3 separate regions of the Mus musculus genome follow, and all the other regions are linked to region 3. A link is a loop called in an ENCODE intact Hi-C map of the cell type or tissue named here. Cell type or tissue: gastrocnemius. All regions are shown on one strand. Region 1 holds the start of Ranbp2 (RAN binding protein 2). Region 2 holds the start of Edar (ectodysplasin-A receptor). Region 3 has its middle 9.9 kb from the start of Gm23058.

Evidence for each region. Peaks named below come from ENCODE experiments on the same cell type or tissue, not always from the same donor. Only the 100,000 strongest peaks of a DNase experiment are listed, where the experiment ranks them.
Region 1: a loop joins it to region 3, with 8 times the contacts of the local background. A loop is called at or near these places in 15 of 42 quality-filtered maps.
Region 2: a loop joins it to region 3, with 4 times the contacts of the local background. A loop is called at or near these places in 2 of 42 quality-filtered maps.

Annotation. Positions count from the first base shown.
Region 1 is chr10:58,445,754-58,448,253 of GRCm38, forward strand. Ranbp2 (RAN binding protein 2) reads left to right here and starts at 1,099. Exons shown (of 29, transcript NM_011240.3): 1 at 1,099-1,298. The coding sequence starts at 1,227. In gastrocnemius, CTCF peaks have their summits at 1,388 and 1,597; DNase peaks (open chromatin) are centred at 464 and 1,068; H3K4me3 peaks cover 2,500 bases; H3K27ac peaks cover 2,155 bases.
Region 2 is chr10:58,674,606-58,677,105 of GRCm38, forward strand. Edar (ectodysplasin-A receptor) reads right to left here and starts at 1,091. Exons shown (of 12, transcript NM_010100.3): 1 at 851-1,091. In gastrocnemius, a CTCF peak has its summit at 1,168 (motif pointing left); a DNase peak (open chromatin) is centred at 1,147; H3K4me3 peaks cover 668 bases.
Region 3 is chr10:58,358,217-58,360,716 of GRCm38, forward strand. It overlaps a transcript of Lims1 not described here. Among named protein-coding and RNA genes, the nearest start is that of Gm23058, 9.9 kb to the left of the region's middle. In gastrocnemius, a CTCF peak has its summit at 1,097 (motif pointing right); a DNase peak (open chromatin) is centred at 1,086.

The DNA of each region.
Region 1 (2,500 bases), 88 kb after region 3:
TGTAAATCCATTTCTGCCAGAGGTAAGGGAAATTACTCCTTTGGTAGATAGGAAACAGTTTCACAAGTTACTAAGGAATGCAGGCTTTTCCTAACCACTAGAAATCCTCCACAGTCCAGACTGAGTCTAAGTTAGATCCAATTTTGGAGTCAGTGGCATTTTTGGGGGATGGGTGGGGTACCCTTTGTATCTGACAATAAGGTATTTAACATCTGGAACTGCACCACTCTAACCTCTCCACTGCGGTTTTGATCAGTCTTTGCAGACAAAGGTTCTTTTCAGCAGTTGTCGTTTACGACAGTTTATTCACAATCTTGAGACTATTACTTAAAACTTTGTGTGTGTGTGTGTGTGTGTGTGTACATGAGGACGTGTGTGTGTGGGTTCTACGGGGGTCAGAACCCGGATTTAGATAGATGCCCTGGAACCGGCTGCTGAGAACTGAACTTCGGTCCTTCAGAGGACCAACAAGCACTCTTAACTGCGGAGCCATCTCTCTAGCACGAAGAGATTATTACTTTTAATATTCTAATATAATCTGTTCTGCTCATTGTTAAGTCACAAAACAGGCCCCTGAAGGCAATTGTTGCTGACAGCGTCCTAACGGCCGCCTCGATTCTTACCCAAACAGAAACCTAAAGTCATCATTTCTTAAAACCTCGTGAAGCCTGTTTCTGTTTGCCAGGAAAGCCACCACTTCCTCCTCTGCCCCTAACCGTCAACTACCCCGTGAGGTGCATCTCATCACGTAACGCTAATATTTCCACTCCGATTTATCTAAGCATAAAGACACTGTTCAACCAATATTAACCTTTATTCTGCTGAAACCGGAGGCAATGACGACGTTTGTCTCTTTAGAAGGAAATCAAGTGTTGACCAGATGCAGCACCCGAAAAGGTCGGATTTATTAGGGCACTGCCATTTTAGGTCCGCTTTGTGACGTAGCACCAGTGAAATCTATAAAGCCTTTCCCGGGGAAAGGGAGTTCGTCTCGATCGTTTGCGAAACGGTCACGTGGTCTGGAGCGCGGGCGTGGCGGGGTGACAGCGAGCAGGCGCTCCAGGCCGCAGCGCGGCGCACAGTGATGACGCGCGCCGCACGCCCTGTGCCCATCCGTTCGCGACGGAGCTGCGTCACCGGTGTTCGGCGCTCACCTCCTGGAGCCCGCAGTCGCTGTAGGCCCCAGGGCTGGTCTGCCGCTCCTGGGGAGCCTGGTCCGCGGCGCGATGAGGCGTAGCAAGGCCGACGTGGAGCGGTACATCGCCTCGGTGCAGGGCTCCGCCCCGTCGCCCCGAGAGGTAAGCGGGTCTGGTCCGGTGGCGGTGGCGCCGGTGTCATGGCTCCCGGCGGCCTCGGCTCCCCGCTGGAGTGGAGGCGGTCGCGGGCGGCGTGGCGCTGCTGAGCACCGGAGGCGTGGGGACTGCGGCCGCCAGCGTTTCCTCTTCATGGCTATCCGCGGGCCCACTCGGGCCTGGCTTCTTCGGCCTCCGCTCCGTAGGCCGTCGTGGGGCGCTCTGCGGGGTTCGCCCGCCCGCCCGCCCGGCGTCGTCGGTCTCCCGGATAGCTAGGCCCTGTCACGGCTGCCGTGTCTCGGGGGGAGGCTGACACCGCGCGGCGGTGGGCTTGCACGGTTGTGTGGGTGGCTCCACGGACGAAGCAGGGCGGGAAGGAAGGGCGCGTCAGCATAAACGACACGGAAGGCCCATAATTTAAGTCTTCTAGTGCTGTGCCCCGCTTCCCCAAACCCCTTTTGGAGGCTGCTAGTCGGAATTCCTTCTAGGCGGTAGTTGCAATACCTTAACATTTCTAACGTTATTTCGCAACGTGTTTTGTGTGTGTGTGTGTGTGTGTGTGTGTTTAAGATCATTAACGTTGTGTTTATTTTGGGTTCTTAAAGAGTGTTGGCCGGTGGAGAGAGATGTACAGAGGCTCTACAGTCAGTTATTTTTTGGGCGGGGGAGGGGTGTGTTGAACAATCAAGTTCTACCATTGGTAAACTAACTTGGTACAGTATAGACTCTTCATCAGTAAACGGCATTTTGACCTTGTTAGTGTTATTTAGTGTTACCGAGGATGATTCGTGTTAACATTTAGGGCAGACTTTGAGATACAAAGAGTCAGAGGGCTTCAATTTTTGTTTACAAACGCCCAATTCAGTTGTGTATATATATATATATATATATATATATATATATATATATTTTACATTCTGTCTCTGAGGGTTTTATGGTCATCTATATAAACCAAAGTTCATGAACATACAAGTCAAATGGCATAATTTTTGTTGTTGTTGTTGTTGTTACTTAAAGTCTCTTCTTTAGATGGCTTCTGCAGGTTAAATAATCCAGTCCAGCAAATCTACAACCCCTCCCCCAAAGCGATTTTAAAAGTCTCAAGTTCATTTAGTGCTGGTATGCCCAAAGTGGGAAATTTTACACCCAGTTTCCTCTGATGGATCAAAATCAGAATGCCATGGTACAAGAGTTATATGAAAGTGCTT
Region 2 (2,500 bases), 320 kb after region 3:
GGCCCTGCCACACTCCACCACCTCTCTCTCTCTCTCAACTATGATTTCAGTCTTGAAAAGGGGGACTGTTTCCCACTGACTGTCTAGCAACCTGACTGACCAGGTCTTTGGCCCTTGTCACCTCTCTTGCTTTAGCTGTCCCCTGGTGATGTGGATACTCCAGCAGTGACCTCACCTGCTGCCCCATCTGCCCTGAGATCACACATTTTGCCTTGCAGGAGTTTCTTACCGCAAAGGCTGAAAAATCCAACTCTACTCTCTGCATGAGGCCCTTCTACCCCAGATGCCTCGGAACACTAAAGGAACCTTTGGCTAGAAATGAAAACCTCAAGTGTCACAAAGACCTATCTAACACACTCTCTTCCTCTTCTCCGACAACATAGGACTATGGCATTGGGTCTCAGACTTGATTGGAAGCCTGCCTGAATGGCCTCTTAAGACAATGAGCTACTCTGGGTAGAGGCAGGTGACGAATGCCACTAAAGTCCCAGGTGCCTCTTGCCTTCTTCTGTGAGCGAGTTGGAGAAACTCCGGTCCTCTCCCCAGATGGCAACACGTGTTTTAGTAGCACAAGTACTGTCTGTGACGCACAGTTTGGCACTCTAACCAAAGCGCACTCAACAGCGGAATGAGTTTTCTGATATTTTCTTCAAAACAAAGAAACAACCTCAAGCCTGTGAACTTGTAGCACAGACAGACACACAAGTAATCAGTAACGCTTGTCCAAACGCAACCCAAAAATGACATGCATTTCAAAAATGTACCCGAGATCCTTCCTAGCCAAGGACACCTCGGTTTCGTCCACAGTTGAAGAATACGGAAAACCAGAAGTGAAAGAACCAAGGTTTACCTGGTACCCGAATGAGGTTAGCTTTTCCCAGCAGAAGATGGGTCTACGGAGAAGGCGAGCAGGTAAGGGATGGGGGGCAGGCTTCACAGGCGTCCGTCGGTGTCCTCTCAAAAGCAGAGCTCCACAATCCTGGGGCCAGCCGGGTGACAGCGGCCAGGCACACCTCTGCTGCCAGCGCAACTAACTTTCTATTTTGAAGGGCTCCCGGGAACTCGCTCTTGACTGTTCCCGGTCTGGACTGCGAGTTTACAAACAGTCGAGCGGAGAGGAGGCCCCTCGCTTCAAACCCACCCGCGCCACCTAGAGGCCGCGCCAGGCATCGGCAGTGCAGGAGCCTGGGCACAGCCTCAGGCTCTGCCGCTGAGTGCACCTGGCTCCACAGGACTTCCTGCCCCTTAAGGGACAAGCTGGAATGTGTAAAAAGCATTGAGGTTTTTCCTTTTGGAGTGCGTGGGGGTCTTGCTTCTATCAAAGCAAGTTGGGCCTTTGGGCACAAGAATAATGAAAGATGAAATTTGCATTAAGTTATCATTAATCAGAACTTAAGCACAGCCCCCTTCCCCACAAGATGGTTATAGGTATGATGAATACTGCTGTATCCATTCACGCTCCTTCATGCAGCCTGGAATACACTTGTACATATTTCCAATCTCTCTCCTGCTCACCACAGATTTGAGTCACCATTTTCTCCTCAACATCTTCTCTCCATGTCATTCCAGGTAACTCAATATAGGCTCCAGACAAGTTCAGATAAACATATCTAACTCTTGTAACTACAGTATGTGCCTCATATAAATACAGACTCTACCACTCCAGAGACGTGCACATACCTCACAGAACTCTTGATAGCCCTATGTATCCTTTACATTTCCAGATAACTATATATGCTCCGATAACCTCATATACCCCATGTGATTTGATAGCAAGGAAACGTTAAATGCAAACCTTTTGGTATTGATCAATTCTCTTTCAAAAAATAAGTTATCTGGAAAACACCCAGCCTTAAAAGAATGTAACAGCCTCATTCCTTTCTCCCTCAACCTCATGGTCCCCCGCCACAGTAAGGAGTGGAAACAACAGGTTGTTGTTGTTGTTCTCTTCCTCCTCCTTCTCTTCCTCCTCCTTCTTCTGCTTCTCCTCCTCCTCTTCCTCCTTATTTTCTTTCTTCTTCCTCCTCCTTCCTTCTCTTTCTCCTTCTTCCTTCTTTCTCCTCATCTTCCTTCTCTTCTTCCTCCTCCTCTTCCTTACCTCTTTTCTTCATCTCCCGCCTCCTCCTCCACCTCTTTGTTTTTTTGGAAACAGGGTTTCTCTGTGTAACAGCCTTAGTGATCCTGGAACTTGGTTTGTAGACCAGGCTGGTCTCTAACTCGCATAGACCTACCTGCCTCTGCTTCCCAGGAGCTGGGACTAAAGGCAATTGCTGGCAAGCCAGCCTAGGAGTGGAGCCTTCTATATACTCTGCTCCCGTCCTGTTCCCTCTGCCTTAGATACACTGGAGAAAGCAGGACTCTCAGTAGAGAGACAGATGGCAGAGTACAGGCTTAGGCCGAGGATCCTGAACTTAATGATTATTGCTGTGGGAAAGCACAATGCTCTTTTCTTAGCTTGCTGACCAGTGTGGACAACTCATCCAGACAGTGCAGGCGCCCT
Region 3 (2,500 bases):
TTCTCATGTAATATTTTTCTTTTTTTTTTTTTTTTTATCAGTTGTGATTGATGGCCTTTCTGGTTATAGAAGTCTCCCAGCACCCACATGGTGGCTCACAACGCTCTATAATAACTCCAGTACCAAAGAATCTAACGCCCTCTTTTGGCCTCTGCAGGCAGCAGTCATGCGCATGGTTTATGCGCATATACACAGACAAACAAATACACACACAAAAAGAAAAAACTTAAAAAGGCATAAAGGGGATAAAGACAGGGACAGGGCAGGGCTGAGAGGTGAGGAGGAAGGGGAAACTGGATGCAAAGTTAGTTGATTGATTAATTAATTAGTAAAAATAATCAAAGACATATAGGAACTTCACAGAAAATACGTACAAAAAGAAAATCTCTCCAAACGTGGGAGAGAGTATGCATTTGTGTGTATATCTGTGAAATGGATAGAGGCCAGCATTTAGTATCTGGTATTCCCCCTGTAATTGTATGCCTTATTTTTTCAGAAGTGTCTTTCACTGAATCTGGAGTTTGCAGTTTCCTAGACGACCTGGCCAGCACATCCCTCTGTCTCTATCTCTAACTCCTCCTCGGTGCTCGAACTAACAGCTGTGTGCTGGCACATCCAGCTTCTACAATGGCTATTAGGAATCCATACTGAGATCTTTTTTGCTGTTGTTTGTTTGTTCGTTTGGTTTTTTGAGACAGGGTTTCTCTGGCTGCCCTGAAACTCCATCTGTAGACAGGCAGGGCTCAAGCTCAGAGGTCCATACTCAGATCTTAATGCTTGAACAGCAAGCACTTTTCCTATTGAGCCATCTTCCTAGATCTATGATGATTGCACTTCTTATTTTTTACATTAAATTTATTTATTTGTATGTGGGAGGGGGACATAAGGGGCACAGCATGAGTGTAGAGATCAGAGAAGTATCTCTCCTTCCAGCATATGAATTCTGACATTAAACAACAGTCACCAGACCTAGAAGTATGTACCTTTTGCACACTGAGCTGTCTCGCTGAAGTTCTTTTCTATAAAGCCTTCTATTAAATGGAACACTTAAAATGTTATATCTTGATCATTGAAAAGTAGCAGATTCACAAACAGGCACCAGAGGGTGCTGTTTCCTATCATTGACTGGGCTAAGTACTTGCTTGGTTGTGTTTGCCTTTACACAAACAGTTCCTTTCCTACATTACTGAATGTTTTTGTACACTTTTTGGGTTTTTTTTTTTCTGTCCATAATGCAAAGAAATGTTGTTTGAATCCTCACATAAATTCTGTAAATTGCAAGTTAACGTATTTTTAGGTTTTGTTTGTTTGTTTGTTTGTTTTTAATGTCCATTGGTATTTTGCCTGCATATATGTCTGTGTGAGGATCTTAGATCCCTTAGGTCCCCTGGAGCTGGAGTGGCAGACAGTTGTAAGCTGCCATGTGCTTGCTGGGAATTGAACCTAGGTTCTTATTGGAAGAGCTGCCAGTGCTCTTAACTGCTAAGCCATATCTCCAGCCCACAGATTAACTTCTAAGTAGTCCTTTGGTATTCTTATTTACTGTCAGTTGTTTGTTTGTTTGTTTTTTATCATCATCATACCTACTCATTGGTATCTGCTCTATAAAAGTCAGTGTACTGGGAATCTTACAAATGTTGAATTTTTTTTTTTTTTTTTTTTTTTGTAATTTTGTAATTTTGTTCTAGCCAGGCACAACACACCTTTATTCCCACCACTCAGGAGACAGAGCCAGGAGGAGTTCCAGACCAGCCAAGTTCGTTTCAAAATAAATAAATCAAACAGGGTTTTACTACATAGGCCCAGACTAGTCTCCAGTTCTGATTCGTGGCCTCCGAGTGCTGGAGTTATATGTGAACAACACCACACCCTGTTAGATGTGTTTTAGACCAAGAGATTTGAGCGGTTTTGTTGTTGCTTTGAAGCACAGTCTTCAAGGTTGCCCAGCTGGTCTTGCCACTGAACTTCACCTTTTACCTCTGCAGTAGTCCTCGGAGGTGCACCAGTGTACAGAGCACACTACACAGGTAGGTAGCTGCCGCAAGCTCCTCCTGCCAGTCAGTCTGCCAGTGTACAGTTCATGGAAAACTAAATTAGATAATGACTTTCGCCATTCAGTAGATTGTAAAGTAACCTCCCTCAGGTGGGTCATGGATGTGATTTGAAAGTCTTAGAAAGCTCTTTCTACCCCAAAATAAATTTTACCGTGGTTCAGTTTCTTTGTTTCTAGTCACAATATGACTACCAAGTGAAGATGTTTTGTGAGGAATTTGTAGTTTTAAAAATTAATACTTTTTATGTTAAATTACTTTATGGTTTGTGGGGGGTTGGTTTTGTTTTGTTAGGTATTTTTATTTTTTGCCAAACTTTAGTAGAATAGAAGTTACTGTTTTATGTCCTAGAAAGAAAATAAGCTTAATTTGTGCTGTGTTTGGGAGGAGAGATTGAAGCTGAGGTCTCTAGATACTGAACATTCCATGTCAGATAACACTGCTAGTTT